Linked DNA regions of Mus musculus: all the other regions are linked to region 1. Evidence: chromatin loops called from intact Hi-C (ENCODE). Cell type or tissue: heart. All regions are shown on one strand. Links, peaks and the distances in the headings refer to the core of each region. The heading gives the core; the rest is flanking DNA.

Region 1 (7,776 bases), core at 1,024-6,023:
GCCTTCTGGGCCCAGGCCCACTTGGCTGGAACCTGATAGGAGTAGGGACTATTGGTGAGACATTGTGTCTTTGCTCAAGGGTCAGAGTTCTCATTTCTACTGTGGTTCCTCACTGACTGAAGAGTTTTGAATTTCTTTGAGTTGAGTCCAGTTCATTGCTTTAGCCAGGCAAGTTTCAGTTTAGTACTTTGGCTCTGTGCCACCAGTTCATTAGCTCCAGGCTTCTAGAACATTTAGGTTATAGGATCCCATAGGCATGAAGAAATTGAGCAAAAAACCTCTCCATTCCTCCTGTCCTTGGCATCCCCGTGGCAGTGCTCAGCATCCCACTACATCTACTTCTGTATCTGGGCCCTGGCTTGCATAGTTTGAGTGTTCAGGCCCCTGGGCCAGGCTGGAGAGGCACCTGTTTGTTTATTCACTTGGCAGAGGAGGGAGTCATCCACCCATTGTCTGCTGTTCTGTCACTGTGACATCAGAGTTCTTCTTTACTTCATAAACCCCTGGGAGGGGCTACCCCTAAACAGAACAATGGGCCTCTTCTTCAGGAGCACCTGGCTGCACCAGGCAGCCCTGTGGCTGGAAGCAGTGAGCTGTGTGTTGAGCAGGGCTTTCTCTTTCTTGTGGCCTAGATGCATCACTGTAAGCGATACCGTTCCCCAGAGCCAGACCCATACCTGAGCTACCGCTGGAAGAGGAGGCGGTCTTACAGTCGGGAGCATGAAGGTCGACTACGATACCCATCCCGAAGGGAGCCTCCCCCACGGAGATCACGGTCCAGAAGGTGAGTGGGATCTGGGTGGGAAGAAGCTTTCCTCAGCTAGATGAGTAGAATGGCCCAGAGCTCTGCTGCTCTCAGGCTCCTTTAGATGGCTGCTTCTGCCCAGCCGCCCGTAGATTCTTGCCCTGACCTCTCTGGGATCCTTGCCTGTGCTTGCTTCCTTTTCCTGGCCTCAACAGAAGTTACCTTCCTTGTCATCCTTTCTTTCTTTGTCAGAGTGGTCTCTCTCCCTCTGTATTTTCTAGGCCAGTACCCTACCCCTGAGTCTTCCTCAGTAGAAGTAGGAACATCACCCTAGCCTTGAAAGACTGGTCCCAAGTCCTATCTAAGTCCCCAGACCAAAGTTACAGTTGTAGCAGCCTGGTCAACTCTGCTATTCTTGGAGGCCTTCCTGTGCTCCCCTTCTTCTTCCTCCCTCTGTGGCATTAGAGGGACACTGTGGCACTAGAGGGACACTGTCATTACCTAAGGCTCTGGAGAATAAGCTTTGTATCTTTGTACCTTCTCTTGCCCTGTTCACTCCCCCTCAGCCTGGATACTTCAGCTCTAACAGGCTTTCCTTGAGAGCCTTTGCAGGGGCCCTGCCAAAGGCCTCTTGCCTGCTGGCTAGTAGGAACCCTGCAGCAGGAACCTGGCTAGTAGGCCTTCTTGACTCATCTTGCTACCCCCTCTTGGCAGCCATGATCGTATACCCTACCAGCGGAGGTACCGGGAACACCGTGACAGTGATACGTATCGGTGTGAAGAGCGGAGCCCATCTTTTGGAGAGGACTGCTATGGGTCTTCACGTTCTCGACATCGGAGACGGTCACGAGAGAGGGCGCCGTACCGTACCCGCAAGCATGCCCACCACTGTCACAAACGCCGTACCAGGTCTTGTAGCAGTGCTTCCTCGGTGAGTGGTGGCCAGAGTGTGCTAATAGGGGCCTAAAGGCCTCACCTCTTTCTCGCTTCTCTCAGGCTAGCTGGTCTGGGTGAGTACTGGCAACCCTGTGTACATACACCATTGTGGGTACACACATGAGGTGTGTGTGTGCGTGTGTGCTGTCTGGTATAGGACTGAGCAAGGATGGTATGCCTTCCATTTTCTGGCCCCTTGCCAGTGGCAACTATAAGGGCTCTGGCTCCGGCGTTGGCTGATTTCCAGCCTGTCTATATCTTTCCACTGTTCCATACACAGGCTACATGGTACACATGATTGGGACACACTTCTCAGGGCTGGTACTAAGATTGTTGTTTGTGGTTTGGGGCTATATGGCCTGGTCTTCTTCACATCAGGTCTGTCCCCATCGGGCCCACCCCATAGCTAAGTGCTTTGATGAGTGTGGATTTGACCTTCTCTGCAGCCTCATCTCCACAGTCCTCCTCTCCCAGAGGACCAGAGTCTGTTATTACCCAATAAAAAGGGGACACTTTACCAGTTAATTTTATTTTTCTTTTTTAAATGCTGGGAGTCCAACCCAGGGCCCATACATACGAGGCAGATACTCTACCACTGAACTGTATCACACCCCATTCCCTACACCTCCTCTTTGTTTTTGAAAGTCTTATGTATTCCAACCTAGCCTAAAACTCATGATCCTTTTCCCTCTACTTCCTGAGTGCTGGGCACCACCGCCTGGCTTCCTAGGCTTTTCTTTTTTTGATATGGGTCTTGAATTTCTGTGTTTACTTTTCCAAGTTGCTGGTCTGTAAGAGCACATCACTTTGCCCTGTCAGTCAGCTCAGGTTGGAAGCTTCTCATCAGACCTCCAGCCAGGCTCTCTTCTACCTTGTTCCTTTGTAGGTGTGCTACTTACGGTAAGGAGAGGCAGCTGTCTGCGTGGTGAGATCCCAGGCCTCACCTTGTTGCAGGCCACTTAAAGACCAGAGCTTGGCCAGCATTCTAGGGTGGTGTGTGGAACAGACCAAGAGCCCACACTGTATTCAATCCCATGGAAAAGGAAGGTCACTCGTGTTTACAAGGCTATGTGCTGTCTTCTCTTCTTCCTGTTTGTTCTCCCCGTGTTGTCCTCCTGCTGGCCAAGCGGCCTCTTAGTAGTGGTGGGTTTGGTGAAGGTATCTTCTCTACCCAGCGCTTGACCTGAGTGGTGTGAGCTGAAGGTTGACTTGCCGGTGAATCAATCATGGCTTGTGGCCTCACACAGTGCCGTATGCTGCCACTGGGTGGCAGTGCAAGTCTGGTGCTCTGCTTATTTTTGGTGCCCTCTGTCGTCGTGGGCTGGGTCTGGCTTAGGAGTGGCACAAGTCCTAAGGCCAGGTCAGGAGCTGGCTTGGGGCCTGAAGGTCGGCCAGCCCAAAGGATCTCAGCCAGGCTCATTTCCTGCTGGAGTTTGGTGGCAGGAGGGCTGCTGGCAGAAGTCTGTTTCTGGTAGTTGGTTAAGTCTGGCCAAGGATGTCATGTGGGGGCAGGTAGTAGCTTGGTTCTACGTGGCAGCTGTTGAATATGTTGTAAGGCTGTGTGGACCAGCAGAGGCAGGCAAAGAAAGGGTGAGCATACTGTTGCTGCTGAAGCCAGGATAGCCCTACAACCTGTCCAGAAGGCTGGACCCAGGTTGGGCCAGCCGCCTTTTTTGCGTCGTCTTCAGCTCTGGCCAGAGTCACGGGAGGGTCAGGGAGGGGGAGACTAGAAGAGGAGGGAGTCAGGGCTGTGGCTGTCCTCGGGGCCTGGCCCCTCTGTGTCATAGGCTGGACATCTTTCTGAGCATTTGTGGCACTCTTCTTAGAGATAATGTCCGAGTTTTCTTACATACCTGTAGCTGTTTTTGCTTTTCTGTTTTGAAGTCAGTTTGTGTCTTGACGTGTCCCTTGCAATATCCCTATCGTTATATATGCTGTGTGCCTTATGAAATGCTGGGATCTGGAAAATCCAACCAACCAACCCACCGGCTCCTCACCGTCTCCACCTCTGCCTTTGACTGACACCTCAATCTGTCAATCGGAACCGCCTACCATGCGATTGGTCGGATGGCGTTTCGGGGGGCGGTGCATGCAGAGAAGCCAACAGAGCAGTAAGCGCAGCAGCCGGAGTGTGGAAGATGACAAGGAGGGCCACCTGGTGTGCCGGATCGGCGATTGGCTCCAAGAGCGATGTACAGCCACCTTTCGTAAAACTTTACCTCTCTACTTTCTACCCCCCTTGTTAGATGAGACCTCTCCTGCGTGGAGGGGCCTCTAGTGCGCGTGGCGCCTTAGTGGGGCCACCAGTAATTGCCTGAATGACACAGACACTAGCAACTTCTGTTTTAAAGAGTGTAGCAGTGAGCAAGAACCTTTGTTGTTTTTGAGGATTTGAATGCTGTGAACTTGCAGGAGCTGCCACCCTCCTACCCTCCAGACTCTCATGCCCAGCTTCTTCTTTCTCACAGATGAGATCGTGGGGAACCTGGGTGAAGGCACCTTTGGCAAGGTGGTGGAGTGCTTGGACCATGCCAGGTGAGCGTGCTGGTACAAACATCCTTGAAAGAGCTAGTGCAGCTCTTTTTGGAGGGCCGCACCATTGCTGGATGTGTTGGGTTTGCTGATCTCATGAAATAAGGGAGGCATCCTTGGGGTTTGACAAGCCTGTGACATCACTACAAGAACTTTTAGCTAGTGTGTGCCTCCTCCCTGGTTACCCACTTCTCAGCTGTGGCATTGGATATGTGGCCCAGTGCTGCATCCCATGAGCTTTTGGATATTTTTGGCCAGGCTTCATCTATCTGGTTTCTTGGGCAGAGGAAAAGGTACATATAAGGTCCTGGGAACCTTTAAAGAATACAAAGGGAGTCAGTGCAGGGCCAGAGGAGGTGGACTTCATCTCTGCCAGCAGGGCCAGGGGCTTCCTTTGAAATGAGTTACATCTATGTTAAAGATAAGACGGCTGTGGGGAGGGACCTTGTTTCAGAAGGCTAAAGTAGTGGCCTCTCCCCTTGGCCAGAAGGTTGAGGATGCTGCTGGCTTGGCCTGATAGTACTTTTGCCCCTCCCATGTCTTCCTGAGAGATCCCAGCCGAAGGAAATGAGACTTTGGCCTTTCTCACCAAACAGCTACCAACTACCCCAGTGCGGCTAGGGTCATGAGTAGTCCATGCTGGCTGGGAAGGCAGTACCTGTATGTGCCATAATGCTGGGGCCAGATCATTCTCTCCAATCCTAGCAGTATAACACTTACTGCTTATCATCTGTCAGCCTAGAGTCTGCTTCCTTCCCTGTAGCTGTATGTTAGAGAGGCAACCCTCTGGAGAGCCAGTTCCTGCCTTAATAATCTCTAATTGCTTTAGTTACAGAGAACTGGTATCCTCATTTGAGCTATGCAGGGCACCGCTTCAGAAATGAAATATGAAGATGCTCGGGAGTTGCCCAAGTTACACCTCAGCCATTGATGACAGAGCTGGGCTTGCTGTTCTTGGTCTCCCACATTAAGTGAGCTGCTCAAAAAAGACCATTGCACCCAAAATCAGCCATCCCCTCAGCTATGAGATGAAGTGCTAATGAGAAACTTCCTCCTGCACCCATTTTCTATTCAACCATTTCTAGGTTCTTCATCATGAACCTAGAATGAGTATAAAGGGACACATACACACAGTCCTGTGACCAGATGTAGACAGGACAGGTCCAGGAACTCTAACCTAGGAAGACAGCTATACTATGGGCTGTCCCTCTTTGAGTAGTTGGGGGTAGGAAATGAGTCCCTGAAGTCACTAAAGGACAGACAAGGTCCTGGGTCCTTTAAGGTAAATGAATGCAAAGGGAGTCAGTGCAGGATCAGTGGAGGTGGACTTCAGCTCTGCCAGCAGCCTGGCAGGGGCTTCCTTTGAAATAAGTTATACATATGTTTAAAGATAAGACGGGGGCCTGGAAGCCGGGCAGTAGTGGCGCACACCTTTAATCCCAGCACTTGGGAGACAGAGGCAGGCGGATTTCTGAGTTCGAGGCCAGCCTGGTCTACAGAGTGAGTTCCAGGACAGCCAGGGCTACACAGAGAAGCCCTGTCTTTTTTTTTTTTTTTTTTTAAGATTTATTTATTTATTATATGTAAGTACATTGTAGCTGTCTTCAGACACTCCAGAAGAGGGAGTCAGATCTCGTTACGGATGGTTGTGAGCCACCATGTGGTTGCTGGGATTTGAACTCTGGACCTTCGGAAGAGCAGTCGAGTGCTCTTACCCACTGAGCCATCTCACCAGCCCCCAAGAAGCCCTGTCTCGAAAAACCAAAAAAAAAAAAAAGACTGGGCTCTGGAGAGATAGATGACTCAGTGGTTATGAGCACTGACTGCTCTTCTAGAAGGTCCTGAGTTCAAATCCCAGTAACCACATGGTGGCTCACAACCATCTGTAGTGGGATCTGGTGGATCTGGTGCACTCTCTGGTGTGTCCAAAGACATCTACAGTGTACTTATGTACATACAATAAATGAATAAATCTTTTTTTTTTTTTTTTTTTTTAAAGGTAAGACTGTTGTGGGGAGGGACCTTGTTAGAGAAGTTGGTAGTGTGGCCTCTTTCCTTTAGGCCTGCACTGTCCAAGAAACCAGAAAAGAAAATTTAAAAAAAAAAAAAAAAAAAAAAAAAGAGGGTTATCAAAGCAGGGCATTCTGAAGAGGGTGTCTTTGCCCAAAGGCTGATGAACTTGTTCCTAGCATCCAGGCCAACCCTTGAGGTATCAGGATACACCGTAGTGGGCCAGGACCACCTCATTTCAGGTCTCCACTGGTATCTTAGTACTAGCTCTCTTTGGCAACGTAGGCTGACATGTTTCCTTGTCTGCTCACATCCTGCAAATGGCCTTCTAGAGTAGGAGTGGAGTATGAAGGGTAGAGCAACAACTGCAGGAGCGAGATCTTGGGGGACACGGACAGAAGGTTCTTGGCCCTCTGTAGCTGGTGGTAAATTAGAGGCAGATAGTTGGGGGAAAGGACCTAGAATAGGGTGCAGTATAAGGAGTGACCAAGCTTCCAGCTAAAATTCCACTACTGGTACCCTAACTGCTTGTTCGGTCTCACTACTACCCAAGCCAAGAAAGCTTGGCCTATAGAGTAGGTTGCCAGGTAAGCTTCCAGGGATCTGGGGTAGTCAGGATTACCTCAGCTCCTCTGCCTGGCTTCTCCCTGGGGAGCTGGGAGTTTCTGAGATCCTGAATGGACATGACAACTTGAAAGCTGAGACAGCCCTAACAGATAGATGCCAGGGAAGCTTGAATGGTGAGCAGGTCTGGTGTTGCTTTTAACAGGCTAGATCTCAAGTATGAATACAGTCTTAGGACCTGTGGTTTACGTAGTAGAGTTTGTTAGGAGTTGCTGAGTTTCAGGGAAGGGGAGAGAGCTGGACATTTGGCTTATGGGAACCTTTGTTTCTCTCCTCCTCTATAGAGGGAAGTCACAGGTTGCCCTGAAGATCATCCGTAATGTGGGCAAGTATCGGGAAGCTGCTCGTCTAGAAATTAATGTTCTCAAGAAAATCAAGGAGAAAGACAAGGAAAATAAGTTGTGAGTATCTGCAAAGAGTGGACAGGTATCACTCAGTGGGTGGCATTCTCTAGTTCCAGCTGCCTAGTGTCCTCGAATTTGGTACTAGTCACACAGTACTCTTGGGGTTTGACAGTTGTTCTTTCTATAAAGAGCCCTTGGACTTCAGGCTCTACCCTGCCTGGCTTGTGTTCTGAAGTAGCCCAAGCCTTGCATTTATGAGTTAAGGGACTTAACAGGCTAGGGACACTTAAAGAAGACACCAGTGAACTTCTCTATAAGCACTTAACTGTGCTACAGTCAGCAGAGGGGCTGCACCTGCCCAGGTCCTCTAGAAGCTCAGCAGTACATGGAGGCCTGCGCTGTACTGGTGCAGTTGTATCTGCCTCTCAGTAACTGTGTCAGGGCTGCTTACCCTGGGTGCCATGGGTGAGCTGGGATCAGAATGTAGCCCCTCCACACAACATGTACAGTTCTTGCTAAGCACATGGGTGTGGTAGTGGATTGGCATGTGCTCTGGCTCCAAGGCTTGCTTTTTACCTTGGTAGA
Region 2 (7,776 bases), core at 1,022-6,021, 240 kb before region 1:
GAGAAAGGAGCTTCAGTTGGGAAATGCCTTCATGAGATCCAGCTGTGGGGTATTTTCTCAATTAGTGATCAAGGGGGGAGGGCCCATTGTGGGTTGGTGCCATCTCCGGGCTGGTAGTCTTGGGTTCCATAAGAAAGCAAGCTAAGCAAGCCAGGGGAAGCAAGCCAGTAAGGAACATCCTTCCATGGCCCTGCATCAGCTCCTGCTTCCTGACCTTCTTAAGTTCCAGTCTTGACTTCCTTTGGTGATGAACAGCAATGTGGAAAGTGTAAGCTGAATAAACCCTTTCCTCCCCAACTTGCTTCTTGGTCATGATGTTGGTGCAGGAATAGAAACCTTAACTAAAACAGTATAATAAATGCGTTCTTCCCCAAGTTGCTTTTGGTCATGGTGTTCATCACGTCAGTAGGAAGCAAACTAAGACAGACTGTCCTGTGGCCCCTGGAGGGTAGAGAGCATTTCCTGAGAAAGGAATGAAGCACTGCCTTCCTGCCCAGGCAGGGGCTTGTGACAACTGACTGGTCCCTGTCCTAAAAGAAAAGCCAGGAGCCTCACTCTTCTGCTTCTCCATTTTTTCTGCTTGTTTCTGCTTCTTCTCTGTCTTCTGACATGGGGTGCAGATCACCAAGGATGGGCTCAAACTCCTAGCTCGTGCAATCCTGCCTTAGTCCCGTAAGTACCTGGGGCTCCCATGAGTACCGTAAGCCTTTCCCTCTCTTTTTTTGCTCTGGTAGGGACCAAACCTGGGACCCTGCTCATGCTAAGAAAGTTCTCTACACTGAGCTATTTCTCCAGCCTTTGGACATTTTTTTTGATGGATTTTGATCTACTCTGTCCAGAAAAACTGAAATGAAAGGGAACCGAATACAGTTGTCAGAAACTTTTGGATAGGTGAGGCTTTGGGGGTTGATGGAGGAGAGATGACTGAGACCGTGAAAGTCAAAGGAGTTTACTTGAGGTCTCAGGAATGGCAGTTTGGGAAGCACAGACTCAAATTTCTGAATCACTGATCCAAGGAAGTCAGGAGATGGCAATTCATTACACAGTAACAATGAGACTCTTTGAGGGACGCAACTTCTGTTGGAGTTGAGAACAAGTGTGTGACAGAGGCACTGTGGAAGCTAAAGCTAAAGGATGGGATGAAGGCACATGGTGAAAAAGTCCACAGAGTAAGGGGTAACAATCCTTTGACATGTACCAAGTCCCCAAGACAGCTGCAGGCAAAGGTTGACCAGTCTCTCTCTCTCTCTCTCTCTCTCTCTCTCTCTCTCTCTCTCTCTCTCTCTCTCTCTGTCCCTCCCTCCCTCCCTCCCTCCCTGCCCCTCCACACACACAATCTGCCTGTGACAGTAGCGGGATGGTCCTCACTGCCGCCCAACACCAGCTGAGTTCTTTATTCCTGATATTCACCCAAAGCACACACCGGAGCACATTCCTAGCTAGGAACCCTGAAAGCGGCCTTTCTGAAGACCAACCCTAGTAGGGCCTCACCCACTGCAGCCTATGAGAACTTCCCCACCTGAATTTTCCAAGGATTGACCTACAGCCTAAGCCCTGGTCTCCATTCACCTGCCCTGTACAGCACCTCTTTGCTCTCCAGCTGAAGAGGTGAATAGCCATCACAGCCCACTGCCGCCAGGGTGCAGAGAGGACACTCTGCCTGTACCTCTGGGTCCCTGCCAGCACCACCCTGTGTCCCTCACAACAGCTCTCCCTCCCCTTTCCACCCCAGACACTGGTGCCCAGCACCCCTGTAAGCCTGGGCACTGGGGCTCTAGACCACTTCCCTCCCCATCAAGGTGTGAGATAAAAGACGAAAATTTGCTCCACAGTTGGTTGTTGTTGTTTTTTAAAGAATAGCTATATTTTTTCTTTTGAAACCACACAGCTAGAAGGAGCAGTTTTGTAATTGAGACTTCTCAAAGAGAGAGAAACCCAGCCCACACATTCTTCCAAATGCAATGAAGCTTTTATGGATACTAAACTTAGAAAGTAACGAGGTTAATAAAATGTTACCATTTGATGTTTTATGAAGAATTTATTGCTTTTCACAGGGCAGGGTTCTCATTTTAGGTCCAAACATTTTCCCCCAACTATCATGCTCACTGAGAATGCCCAGTAGTGAGCTCCACAGTGAGCAGACTCAGAGCCCTGTGAGTGCCCCCCACACACACCACACCCCTACACACACACACACACACACACACACACACCTAGAACTGTGGTGGCAGAGGATTTGGCAAGTCAAAACAGAGACCCAGAAGCAATATCATGTCACTTCCTATGACAGAGTAATACTTTTTAAAAAATGTGTTGTGTGTGTGCTTGCCATAAATGAAGGGGTGGCCAAGGACACCAGAAGAGGCCATTGGATCCCCTTAAACTTAATTACAAACAACTGTGAGTCACCCATGTGGGTGCTGGAGTCAACACTCGTCCCCTGGAAGACCAACAAGCACTCTTCACTAATAGGCCATCTCTCCCTCCCCTGACAGGGTCCCTCTTTACTGCAACCAGTGACTTAATCTACCAAGGGCACAGAACCAAAAAGAAGTGACTCTCAGGACTGGCAAGGCCATTTCTATCCTCCTGAGAAGAGTGGATAGGAGAGAGCCACATGTCCTGGTTTCCATGGTGAACAGGGGGAAGTTGCTGGCACCTTTTCTGGGACTTCAGGTTCTACTTTCCAAGTGGGTGGCATTGGTGTGAGCTGACGGGAGAGGCTTCTGAGTGGTTTAAGGACAGCGCTCTGAAGGGGGCTTTGAAAGGCAGATACTGGACACAGAGGCAAGCAGCCAGCTACTCTTAAGATACAGATGGAAGAATGGAGCTGAGTCAACCTTCAGCCATGCCTGTAGCAAGGACTGAGTCAGGAAAAAAAAAAAAAAAAAAAAAGACTCCTGTCTTCTAAGTATCCAGGTAGCCATTACCTGCCTCATTCACCTTACCACGATCTGCTGAAATTTAATTTCTTACCACTAGGTGGAGCCAATGTCCACCATAACATTGGGCCCCGAAGCTCTGAAGCTGAGGTCTAAAAGAGGTCGGTCGGTTCGGGAGGCAGAGGACTAAGGGAACTAAGGACTAAGGCTTCTTCCGAGATCTTTTCAAGGACCAGAAAAGGGCATGGGACAAAAATCTCTGTCCCCGAGCGCACTTTTTAAAAAGCTAAATGGACTCAATGCTGACCCTAGCAGTCGCAAACCCCCCACTTACCAGATGTCTGAGGCCATGAGAGAGGGTTCAGGAGTGCTGGGGTCAGTGGCTCTCAGCTCCTGCGCATAGAGAGAGCACGCATGAAGAAGTGTCACCTCCAGAAAGGGCGATCCTGTAACCGGAAGTTGGGGGGTACCCGCCAGACTTCAAAGTATATATTTGCACAAGCTCTCCGGGGGCTGTCGCCTTCAGCACTGCCCGAGGCGGGCTAGGTTAGTATTCGGCTTTGCAGAGCAATTGCTGCTGAGCGGTGCTCTATACAGACCACAGAGACAGGTGGAAGGGGGCGGAGCTCGGGGCTCAGCTGCTCCCTCATTGGATGTAGGGGTTGCTGGGGTACTGACGAGGGAGGGTTAGCTGAGGATGAGGGGCTGGGGCCTGAATAGGCTGAGAGGTGTGGGATTTGAAAGGACTGTGTGAGGAAGCTGTAGAAACCTGGTGCAGGTGTGATGGGTTCCTTCGCTGGCATCTAGGGTGGCCATTAGCCATGTTGTCCTCAGGCACACGAGCACATGGCCCCGGGTGTACTAGAAGAGTCAAGCTCCATGCTCCTTCAGGCAAAGTGTGCATGCTTCTGTACCTTACCTCTCCCAAAACAGAACTCCGGTTCCCTAGTGTGGGGGCGGCGGTGTGATAAAGTCAAGTACTGGGCGGCTCCTCCCCTAGCTCTTGCTGGCTTCCCGCCAGAGGAACAAAGGAGATGTCCAGCCTTCTTCCAATTTAGCCATACCTTCCTCTACCCTCATCTCCCCGCCCCCCTTTTGTTGTTGTTGTTGTTTTTCGAGACAGGGTTTCTCTGTATAGCCCTGGCTGTCCTGGAACTCATTTGTAGACCAGGCTGGCCTCGAACTCAGAAATCCACCTGCCTCTGCCTCCCTAGTGCTGGGATTAAAGGCGTGCGCCACCACGCCCGGCTCCCTCATCTCTCCCTTAAAGCAGCTTTTCTTCAGGGACAGTTTTGCAGGCCGGGCAGCCAGTAGACGGTCCCTCATCTTTTGTGATGGTCCTTTCTTTCTCATCTGGCTGTAGTGAGTTCATTACTAATCCATAGTTACTCACTGAGCGCCTGGCATGTACAGGTTCTGAGCCAGGCACCAGAGGAAAATCTGTGCTGTGGATGATCATACCCCTGAAGGCCTTGCCCCTTTACCTGAGGGGATATAGAAATTAAGCCAGAACTGGACTGGAAGCTTCCTTCCTGCTGACTAGCCTTCCCTGTGCCAGAAGGAGTTACCCAGGCTGCTGAGGGAGAATTGTCATCACTAATGTTACTTAGCTATGGCCCCTAAGTGGGACAGTCCTGACCAGCCAGGCAAGATGAGTCCACTGTGCAATAATAATAGCATGTTTGCTGCCCTGTGCATCCACAACTGGTACTGTAAACCAAATCAGAAGCCTGTGGCTGAGAAGGTCCTAGTGGAGATGTGGAGATGTCATAGTTGTTGTTTGGCTAAGTGGACATGATGTGTCTGTCAAATTTGCCTTCTAAACACTGCGTTTGTGCCTACAGAATAACGCTGCTATCAGCTTTGCTCAGAGAAATATGCATAACTGGCCAGGGTACCTGAATGTTCAGTAGTACATGGAACATCTACATCAACCAGGAACATTGCTGAAGGAGAGACAGAAAACAAGATCTGGAAGAAGGGTTCGGAGCGGGAGGAAGAGTGAAGTGATGACTTCCAGGCATCCAACATTGCATGTCATCAACTGAACAAGCTCTGGCCCATGACACCCCATCATGGGGCAGGTGCTTATGGGATACCATCCCTCCTAAAGATTTATTCAAGGTTAAGAATTGATGGGAAGGGGAGAGGCATTTTCTTCAATGCTATAGTCTCTGGTAAGGTATCGACGTTCCTGTAAGCAACCCTAATGAAACTCATTGGAAGGAACACACACACTAGGAAGAGAACGAGGATTAGAGGGAGAGGGAAGGGAAGAAGAGAGTACGATGGGAATGACTCTGATGGCAATATGTACATATGTGAAGTGTCACAAAGAACCCATCATTATGTATAATTAACATGTGCTAATAACATTTTTTAAAAAGATTAACCATCACCAAAAAAAAAAAAAAATCCTGTGTTGGAAACTTAATCCCTAATGCAACCGTAATGGAAGATGAAGCCTGTAAGAGGTAATTAGGGAGCTGAGACCCAGTCTCAAAATAATGACAATAATAACAGTGCTTAGGACCCGAGGGCTGGCCGGAGAGGACCGCTTTCGGTGTCAGGGCACTCAGCTCCTTGTGCTCCTCCGTGTCCACGCTCCCCTGTCACTTCCCAGCTTTCCAGAACTGGAAGAAGGAATTCTGTTCTGTGCCCTGTGTCAAAGATGCTACTACGGCACTTAGCAAAATGCCAGGGCAGGAGCCAAAACACAAGGTCACAGTCTTATTATTGTAGGGCAAAGAATAAGAATTTGCGAAAACTGACAGGTTGTCCCCAAGTTGGAGGATCTTAAGTGATGGGTAAGGATGCCAGCAGGAGTGTCTTAGGTTAGGTTAGGTTAGTGTCTAACTTATCAATAGTCAATTGTCAATGTCAAGAAGAAAAAGATCTCTCTTTGTTGCAGTTTTGCTACATTTTAACTACAGCTACAAAAACAAAAATACAAAAACAATAAACAAAAACCACCACACAAACAAATGGCTACCCATAGAGGAATTCTATTTGGGTGGAAGAGAACAGGATTCTTAGTCTATGCAAAAATCAACCTATTTTAAATGGCGGGTTTCCACTGAAATCTGAAGACCTGCCTCTGCAGACAAGTTCAGTGTTCTCTCGAGGTGATACTGCTGAGTCTCACTAGAGGGCAGCAGAAAATGGGAGAGAGAAGGCCCTGAGTGAGTTCCTACCACCTGAGGGGCTTCATAAAAAACAGTGGTAGTGGCAGTGGCAGTTCAATTGTTTCAGGAGGTTACTTTAGGTCAACCAAATCTAGGTCATCTATATGACATGAAGTCACTCTCTTCTCCCAGGTTCCCACGAGGAAGATGCAATTGCAGACTGGGACAGGGAGAGAAGGACGGGGAGATACAGCGTTGCTGGGTCTGAGGAGGAACACACAGTGCCTCCATAGATCCTACCTGTGTTCCCTCAAAAACTCTAAGTGACAGCTAAGTATGGGGACACAGGCCTTTAATTCAGGAAGCAGAGGCATCCAGAGCTCTGTGATTTCAAGGCCAGCCTGGTCTACACAGTGAAGAACCTGTCTCAAAACCCCCTAAAAATCTTAAGGCCCCAAGTGAAGTCAGGGCAAATGTGGCAATGGTCTCAAGCCTGAGTCCCAATCTGAGTTTAGCTCCTTATTTTCCTGGTTGGACTGACGTTTACTGAACCACTACTGTGCCCATGTTGTGTGCTAGTCTCAAAGTTTACAAAAGGAACCTGCCTGGAGAACAAGCTGCCCCTCTTGCCTCCAGGGAGTCCTGAACTCACCCTGGGTTGAAGGGCCCCTGGGAGTTTTGTGCCTGGGTACCCAGGTATACCTTCCCACTGTGGAGCTGCTCAGCCTTAGCCAGTCCTGTGCATGGTCAGCCGGCTTTTCCCCTGCTAGATGCCAGTTAAAAACTAGCCCAGCTTCAAAGCCTTTCCACCCATTTTCCTGCTGTGGCCTGGTAACAAGGAGGTGCCAAGACAGTTTGGGGCAGGAAGAGGCAGGACCCAGCTGCCTGTGAGTCCTGCCAAAACCACCCACACCTGCCTGGCTATCTGGTGCCCGGCTGCCCTTGCCTTGCTAAGCAGCTTTCCCACCATCCCAGGACCTACTAATCCATAGACTTTCCATGGTACTTGCCTCTGTTCCCTTGAGCACCCCAGGGTAAAGCAGGACCCAGAGCCAACCCTGAGGGCCACTGTTGAAAATAGGTAACGGTCTCCAGAGACAATACCCACTTTCTCCCTTCTCTATTCCAATTTTTTAAGCCCCTGCTAGATGCCAGGCCTACTCGGAGACCAAAGGTCAAAGGTGAGCCTGTGGAAGCTGGAGACTTCAACAACCTTCTCTCTGGGCTGGGGGCTGGGGTGAGGTTGGGGGAGGAGAACAGGACTGCACTGTTTTAAATATTCCTCTCTCCCCATTCAAGAAGCACTGCCCCCCACCCCACCCCCGTGTAACACCACTAAACACTAAGCAGGTTCACACCACTATCAGTGAGTCTCCACCACCAGCTACAATAGGCACAAATAACCTATGAGTTCAGATAATTGAAAAGTGTAGCAAGTTAGAAGACGATGTTTCCAGTGTGTATAAATATACCTAATTATAAGTTTATGTAACTTAATTATTAACAGTAGCTGTGTTTAACAACCCTCACAAAATTCCTGAAAACAATTCTCAGCTCTCAGGTTCACACAAGTTGGCACAGCCCCCTGCAGGAAACTGAGAAAGACAGCCCACTCAAGCTAGGGTGGTCAGTCAGGAGACAGAGAAGGCTTCCGGAGGAAGTCATGCTACGGAGCTGAAGCAAGACTCGAAGTCCTCCAGAGAGGGGACAAGGAATATGCCAAACTTGTGTGTGTGTGTGTGTGTGGGGGGGTGTTGGCAAGAGAAGAG
Region 3 (7,776 bases), core at 1,022-6,021, 220 kb after region 1:
GGGCAGCCACAGAGCCCATCTGTCTCTCTGCCAGGGACCAGATGTGGGCCTTCGTAGTGCCAAGAGCTTGAATAATGGGAAAGGAGGCAGCAAAGCCCCCAAGGTGGTCTAGAACCCAGGAGTAGAGTGCAAATTATACTATTCTATCACTTCTTTCTGACAGGTCCCTAGCTCTGTCACTGAATACAAAGTCTCAACACTAGACTCTGCCAGCATCCTTCTGATGGTCCAAGGGACAGTGACAGCTATCATACCTTCAGCCCATGCAGAAATCCCTCTGTACCGTGGTGGAGTGCTCTTCATTGCAGCCAATGAGAGTGTCTTACTGAAGATTACTGTGCCCAAGGATCTGCTGATATTCCGGGCCTGCTGTCTGCTGTAGAGACTAGTTCTTAGTCTCTCTGCCTACCACTGTATCCTGGCCAGCTCCATATTTCAGGTGTAGCCCAATCCCTGTCCCTGTTGTGCACTCTTTGAATGTATACTGGATTAGAAGCAGTAAATTTGGCATTAGTAACTCCAGGAGCATGCCCAGGCTGGACCATCTTCAGGACAAGGTTTCTGTATGCATGAAGCCTGAGGCCTGCCACTCTTCTGTACCCTCTCAACACTGTTACCTCTGAGCCAGTGTGTCCACCAAAGAGGCAACCACTCTGCCCTAGCTGAGGTGTTAGGCTAACAAAGCATGCATCCCCCAGCATTAGCTCAGCATGCTCTCAGCTGCAGAGAAGGGAAGGGAAGGGAAGGGAAGGAAGGGAAGGGGTAGGCCAGTGGACTAATGAAGCGTATTCCCTCTAGCTCCGTCAAAGTAATTAAAGATCACTTGTGTTGAGGATACAGAGTGAAGAGCAGTCAGCCTTTGGTATGCCTGTCCCTGATGTGGGAGGAAGGAGCTCTCTGATGATGTCCAGGTTTGGTTTGAATTCTTCATACAGCTTCGTGGGGGTGGGCAGGCTGGATTCCAGAATGCTTTTACAGGAAGGGGTGGGAGAGGAAGCCAGCTCCAGCCTCAGTTGGACAGCTTGCAGGGAGGCCTTCTGCTCCTGTAGTTGACTTTTTCTGAGACTGTCTTCATGTTCCAAAGGTTGGCTTTGGAGCTCTGCTTCTGCTTCCTAATGGCCCCTGGTGTTTGCACATGGTATGTATGTGCACATGGTATGTATGTGCACATGGCATGTATGTGCACATGGCATGTATGTGCACATACATGCACCTGCGTGTTACTCCTCAAGAACCATCACCTTTTTTTGAGACAGGGTCTCTCACTGGTGCCTGGAACTCACCAGTTCAGCTAGACTGACTAACTAGCAGGTCTCAGTGGTCCTTCATCTTGACCTCCTCAGAACTGGGATTACAGGTGTGTGCCACTACTTTTGGCTTCTTATTTGGGTGCTTGGGGTGAGGGCTCAGGGATTTGAACTCAGGTCCTCATACTTGCATGGTAAGCACTTTAACAACTGAGCCATCTTCGTAGCCCCTTTATGTATTGTTGAGGTTATCAGACAGCTCAGGCTAGTGCTATGTATTGGGGGCTGGAGACACAATTCAGCAGTTAAAAAGTACTTGCTGTCTTTGCAGAGTACCCAGGTTTCATTCCCAGTTCCCATGTGGTGGCTCACAATTGTAACTCCAGTTCTAAGAGATTTGACGCCTGTTCTGACTTCTATGGACTCTTGCACCTGCATACATGTAGTACACACACACTTAAGTGTACCCCCCCCCCCCACATAAGATTAAAAAACCAAAGCTGGCTTTTAATCCCAGCACTTGGGAGGCAGAGGTAGGTGGATCTCTTAAATTTGAGGTCAGCCTGGTCTAAGTTTGAGTGAGTTCCAGGATAGCTAAGGTTACACAGAAAAACTGTATCAAACCAACCAAACCAAACCAAGCCACCCACTGCAGCACAGTACAGCTCACTACCAGGACTGCATTTATTATAACAGACTATGAAAGTGCAAGGCAAGAAAGAGGACTGAGGGGCAGTGTAAACAAACGTGGGGGAGGCACAGGCACTCCTGAGGAGGCTCAGACGCCCTCCTTCCCAGGGACAGCCTCCCGCAGAACACCCAGCCCTTGGAATTAAGGCAGTTAGGGTGTGAGCACCTCTGTGCCTTTATTGGTGTTATTTTTGTCTGTCCCCTAACAGCTGCCCATTTCTATCCCTCCTAGCTGGACACTACTGAGCTTTTTCCACAAGTAATGCTTTTCCACACGAGGCCACCTAGCTCGACAACTTTCCTTCCAGGGACAGTTCTAGCCAAGTACAACTACCCCAGAGAGTGTGGTTTCTTGGGCACTGCCCACCCCCAGGAGCTGCCAAATGTCCAGGCTACTCTGTTTTAACCAAACAGAAATAGAACTCCACACTTAAGTTCCACAAGCCCTTGTGGCCTCACTGAGCCCTACCACCAAGTCTTTCTCTACTCTGTACTATCTCTGTTCCCTCTGCACATGAGGACTCCACCTCTGCAGAGCCCTAGAAGCCTGGATATGGTCTGTGTTCCTTCCCTGCAGGCCATACATAAAGTGCTCAGAATGAGATCCTTGCACAGAGTTGCAGACTCCCACTGTAGAGCCCAGGCAGCATCTATGACCCAACCCAAGAACCAAGTAGATGTGCCTCTGGCTTCTGTCCCATCTTCCTTCTTGTGATGCTGCCAAGCAGTCGAGTAAAAAGCCCCTAGACATAGTATACTCTTTTCAGCCTTCCACAGCCTGAGAGCAACAACAAAACCCCCTGCTAGGCACTGGCAACAATCATGAGAACAGATTTGTGGCCAAGTAATAGGGAAAGCCTTATCTTTTGATCTTACCTTTTTTGCTACTACCTATGAAAGGACATAGCAGGCATATCATTTCTCCTAAGCCTCCAGTAATCACTGGACGGACAGTCACATGTGGTGCCCAACCCCTAACTCTGACTATTGCCGCCCCTTATGCTGGGAACCGTATCTACCCCAAGCCTCACCACACACCTGGGTAAGATAAAGCAAAGAGGCCAGGCAGTGGTGGCGCACGCCTTTAATCCCAGCACTTGGGAGGCAGGGGCAGGTGGATTTCTGAGTTCAAGGTCAGCCTGGTCTACAGAGTAAGTTCCAGGACAGCCAGGGGGCTACACAGAGAAACCCTGTCTCGAAAAACCAAAAAAAAAAAAAAAACCCCAAAGAGGAGGACCCGGGCAGAGGGGGACTGGGAAAACTAGATTCCAGGAAGAGGCTTAGTACTGAGTCTCAGGCTTGGGGCTTAGCTGTGTTCTCCCAGAGGCTTTTTTTTTTGTTTTGTTTTGTGCATCAGCCCTAGCCTTGCACAGGCTAGGCAAGTGCTCTACCAGCCTGTGAGCCCTGTGCTGGGGAGAGAAATGTGCCTTGTTAGAGGGAAGGCCTCCTTGCACTGCAGATTCATCAACTCAAGTGGGGTCCAGGAGCTGGCTTAAGTCTCCCCTTCCCATCCTGTCTAAACATTTCCATGTAGGCCAGAGTCACACAGCTACACCAGGACACCTCTCATCCATCAATACTTCTCAAAAGCTTACACAGCTAAACATAGGAAGGCACTAACTTCCCAGCAGCTCCCTCTGCTGGTAATAACAAAAACTGCAGATTCCTGCCAATCCAATTTTTACCTCAAAAAAAAAAAAAAAAGTCGGAGAAACTCTCCAATGCCAAGGAACTACAGATAAATAAACATATACAACAGAGCAGTTCTCTTGTAACAGGGGAAGGGCCAACAGAGTTACTAAGCCCATCCAGACAGCAGGGCCAGCAGAATGGTCCAAGTTCAGAGGTTCTGAAAGCCACAGGCCCACTCCATCATTAAGTTAGATTCCTTGCTGTAACCTAAGGAACAACCCACTTGGCGCTTCCCAGCTGTATTCTTTGAGATTCCTCCTGCAAGCCATAAAGTGCTGCTCTCTGCCTCTCACCATACCCCCAGCACAGCCTGAGTGAAGGAGTTCGTTCTTTCTTCTCCCTCCTCAGGAGGAGTCAGAATGTCTGTAAATGGTTTTCTTAGCAATCAGCATAAGAACCTCAGGAAGTTTCTCCTCCCTTATTAAAGTGGCTTCCTGAAACTGCCCCAGTGGGAACCTGCCGACTTCCACCTATCACCTATGACCCAGACGGGGGCCTCTGACATGAGAAGCACCAGGTGAGGGCTCCTGTAGGCCACTGGCCTCCCCAGAGGTCAATGCCTCCAGTGGTTCTAGGCTGGCGGTGATACCCAGTGCACTGAGTATCACTGTGAAGGGCCATTGGGGCCATCGGCCCATCCTGGAGGGCTATGGCTACTGGAGGGTACAGGAAGAATCCCCAAGGCAGCACCAGCAGCAAGAACACGCGGAAGAAGCAATAGGCTTAGGAGGAATGAGGTCCAGGTCCTCATCATCTGGAATCTCATCCAGGTGATATCCATCCTGCAGCAGCTGCCGGCTCACATCCTGGTTCACCTGCTAAAGGAAGAGGACAGAAGTGTAAAACAGGATGCGAGGCATACAGAGCTGCTGCCTAAAGGCAGGTCCCTGCTCTACCTAGCCCCAGGCCTCTGCACATCCTGCATTACAGAAGGACGGCCCTTTCTGTGCAGTGTCTTTCCAGCAGTGAGGAACTCCCCAGAGGCTCACTGAGAACCAGCCAGGCTTCTCTTTAAAAATCTGTCACCCAGATATCCATATCAAGATTGAAGAATATGGGGCTGTCCTCTGTGGTGGTACATGCCTTTGATCCCAGCACTTGGGAGACAGGCAGGCAGTTCTGAGTTCAAGGCCAGCCTGATCTACAGAGCGAGTTCCAGGACAGCCAGGGCTATGTAGAGAGGAAGGTTGGCAACAGAAAACTAGGCTTGAGTATTAGAGGTATATGTGGAACAGTAGAAAGTGGTAGGGGGACAGCATTGCTGCTAGTTCCTTCTGTGCTGGCAGGGCTAGGTTCCTGCAAAGCCAGCCTGCTTTCACCAGGGTGCTGGTAGGCAGGACATCAATGATGCTAGGACATTTTTAGACTTGTGATTCTTGACAGAATTTCCTTAGTTTTTGACAATCTTAATGTCTTAGACATATAAGGAGGGTACAATGTGCAAGCTGTTTTCTCCTTTGCAAAACTGAGATTAACCAATGATTCCTAGGAGAATAAAGACGAGCTACCCAGTGCGGCCATGTCCCTAACTGCAGCTCATTTGTACTTGTACTGGCACATGGTACCATGCCTGGCTGAGAATTTTCTGTCCCTTTGGTTCTCGCTGGGACAATCACTCTAGAAAGATGTCCTAAAGACCAGCCTAGGAGGTGTGCTCATACTATTGCCAGAGATGGAACTGAAGAAAGCAAGCTCAGTGGAAGATGGGTGGGGGAGGGTTGAATGCTGACTCAGAGAAAAAAAGGGAAGCCTTGAATTACCTTTCAACACTGGAAGGCAAACCTATGACCAGTGGGTCCAGGCTGCAAGAAACAGAAGACCTGGAAACTACCCAAAGAGGGCAGCAAGCAATGTTTCTTAGATGTAGTGAGTGACCAATCACAAGAAGCATTCCAGCACAGTTTATAGACACTTAGCCGGAACTTAGAAAGAGGATTCCAAGATTATGGACTTGACATCACTTCTAGCTCTGAGGATATATAGTCTCCTGAATTTCAACAGCCATCCTAAGATGCCTGTCTCTCTTTGCTTAGGGAAGAGGGAATAGTGGAAGACTAGGGAGCAAAGTGGAATCTAGCACCGTGCTGTGCACACAGCAGGCAGCACAAACATTTTGGCAGTGGTGGGTGGTGACCTGCCTGCAGCCTGACCCTGCACAGATAGGCGCTCTGGACTTGCCTCTGCAGAGGAATACCCGGAGGAATATCTGGATTCCAGCTCCCCATCACTAGGAGAAGAGGAAGACAATCAGTTCAGGGGACATCTCTGTGGCACAGCTGCAAATGGCGAGGGCATGCAAGGGGGTCTGAAGGACTTGTGAAGCAAAGACTGCACACCAGAGAACTCAAGCCCAGAGTCCCAGTGAGCACCAATGGCTCCCGCAGGTGATTCTCGCTAAAAGTGCAAGCCCAATAGGACAGGAACACTTCCAGCCATGCTATCCCTGGAAGGGACAGCAGTCAAAAGAGAGCAGCCCTGGAGTGTACATGAAGGGCCTCGGGGGAGAAAGGCAGCAGGCAAGGGCATCAAGCACTCTGCTGATCTATTCAAGTCACTGCTGACTATTTCCAAGGAAAGCACTCACCTGTCAGAGTCGAGGGACACCAGGTTTTCATCTGGACTCTGGCTAAGAGCAGTGTAGCCCTTGTTAAACTTCACTGACCTGAGATGGGGCGGGGAAGAAAGCAGAGGCATTTCACAGGGAAGGCCAGAGCCCTGATCCCTATGCAGAAAGAACTGAGTGGACTATTCCAGACTTTCCTTCTACCCGGTCACAGTCACCACGAACTGCTGTTCTATGCAGTTGGCTCCGGCTTCTCGGATTCTTTTCTGGCCCACTCTACTGCACTGAAAGCTCCTAGGAAAGGCCCACCTCCCCATTTCAGGAACCAGGTAAAAAGCTGCATCTTTCCACCTTAGCCTGGGGATCCCAGGCAAGTCACATTTGAGTTTCAGCTATAAACAGCTGTGTGAGGTCTTATTCAGCTCTAAGAGGGTACCATTCTGCCTTTAAAAAACAAACAAAAAAAACTCCAAAAATACTGCACGGGCTCTCCATCTTCACTCCCGGGACTCCAGCAACCATCTCATCCTTTAATGCTATCCTATCTGTGCACTGATGCAACTCCCCTTTTACAAAGTCTATTTTATGACTTTTCTATTTTGCACAGTCTTTTAATAAAGAGTAGAGGTAGTTCCAGTTCTCACTCTCCCACCCAGCCCCATCCCTCCTAGTTCCCATTCTTAAGATACCAGCAAATAAGCTAGCTAGCTCAACCTTAAACAGTGCCCTGATTCCCAAACAGGAAGGGATAGGGCCTTTGAACGCTGCTGACAGAGGAAGTAAAAAGCCCAGTGAGACCTTTTCCCTGAAGAATCGGGTCGGTTCGTCAAGGCACCCAGCATGCCCTTTCTCCGCAGAACGGCCTTGGCATGGTCCCGGTGCTTCTCTGGAAGTCAAAGGGTCTTATGTCAGCCAGGTCTTCCCCATTCTGCTGCTTTTCGGACTGTCGGGGACAGGAGAGGGCTGCACCTAAACCCCCTCCACTCTGGGGACAAGATCACGGGGCTCTAGAGACCAACCCCAGGCCACAGCAACCCGCTCGGGCAGAGACCCTTATGCAGCCCACTGCACTCACTCAGCTTAGCCTGAATGGAAGGTGCGCGTGTCACCAAGTAGGGTCCCCGCTTCTCCATGGCGGGGGGCGGGCGTTCCCCGAGCCGGAGGCCCGCGCCGCCGCTCTGTCCGGAGGGCAGCCCCGCAGTTCCTGCCACGCTGTCGGGAGCCGCGCCAGGCTGAGACCCCTGGGTGGACATCCGCACCGCATGCCCGCGGAACTCCTCGGTCGCCATGACCGGTCCCGCCCCGCTCCGCCAGTGGCCAGACCGGCGCGGGGAAGAACGAATGACAAGACGTAACACGCCTTTAGAAAGATGGCGGCGCGCAGGCGCGGGTTTCCCTTGGCGCTTTCCGGCCGCCTGCTGCGGAGAGAGCATCAAGGTTCCGCCCTACCCGTCAGGAACTGGCCAGCCCAGGTCTTGCCTTTCAGGTACTCTGAGACCCGAAGTCTGTCTGAGCCTGTGGATGTGCAGGAAAGTCAGTTCAGTCTGTAGTCAAGTAAAATGACACATGGTAGGCTAGCGGGTT

The links. Peaks named below come from ENCODE experiments on the same cell type or tissue, not always from the same donor. Only the 100,000 strongest peaks of a DNase experiment are listed, where the experiment ranks them.
Region 2: it touches region 1 in a loop (4-fold over the local background); 21 of 42 quality-filtered maps call a loop at or near these places.
Region 3: a loop joins it to region 1, with 2.0 times the contacts of the local background. A loop is called at or near these places in 11 of 42 quality-filtered maps.

Annotation. Positions count from the first base shown.
Region 1 is chr9:57,754,724-57,762,499 of GRCm38, reverse strand. Clk3 (CDC-like kinase 3) reads left to right here. Exons shown (of 13, transcript NM_007713.5): 2 at 633-784; 3 at 1,460-1,676; 4 at 3,777-3,873; 5 at 4,150-4,216; 6 at 7,132-7,248. The coding sequence starts at 633. Among named protein-coding and RNA genes, the nearest start is that of Clk3, 6.5 kb to the left of the region's middle. In heart, for the core only: a CTCF peak has its summit at 2,940 (motif pointing right); DNase peaks (open chromatin) are centred at 1,717, 3,029, 3,749 and 4,725; H3K4me3 peaks cover 259 bases; H3K27ac peaks cover 1,951 bases.
Region 2 is chr9:57,993,759-58,001,534 of GRCm38, reverse strand. It overlaps a transcript of Cyp11a1 not described here. Among named protein-coding and RNA genes, the nearest start is that of Cyp11a1, 17 kb to the left of the region's middle. In heart, for the core only: a CTCF peak has its summit at 2,973 (motif pointing right); no DNase peak of the experiment used is centred there; H3K4me3 peaks cover 971 bases; H3K27ac peaks cover 419 bases; H3K27me3 peaks cover 3,904 bases.
Region 3 is chr9:57,537,326-57,545,101 of GRCm38, reverse strand. It overlaps Fam219b (family with sequence similarity 219, member B), which reads right to left and starts at 7,574. Exons shown (of 5, transcript NM_001166364.1): 1 at 7,268-7,574; 2 at 6,991-7,078; 3 at 6,214-6,291; 4 at 5,808-5,856; 5 at 1,915-4,447. The coding sequence starts at 7,481. The coding sequence ends at 4,283. It overlaps Mpi (mannose phosphate isomerase), which reads left to right. Exons shown (of 8, transcript NM_025837.2): 8 at 164-834. The coding sequence ends at 382. In heart, for the core only: a CTCF peak has its summit at 3,579 (motif pointing left); no DNase peak of the experiment used is centred there; H3K4me3 peaks cover 155 bases.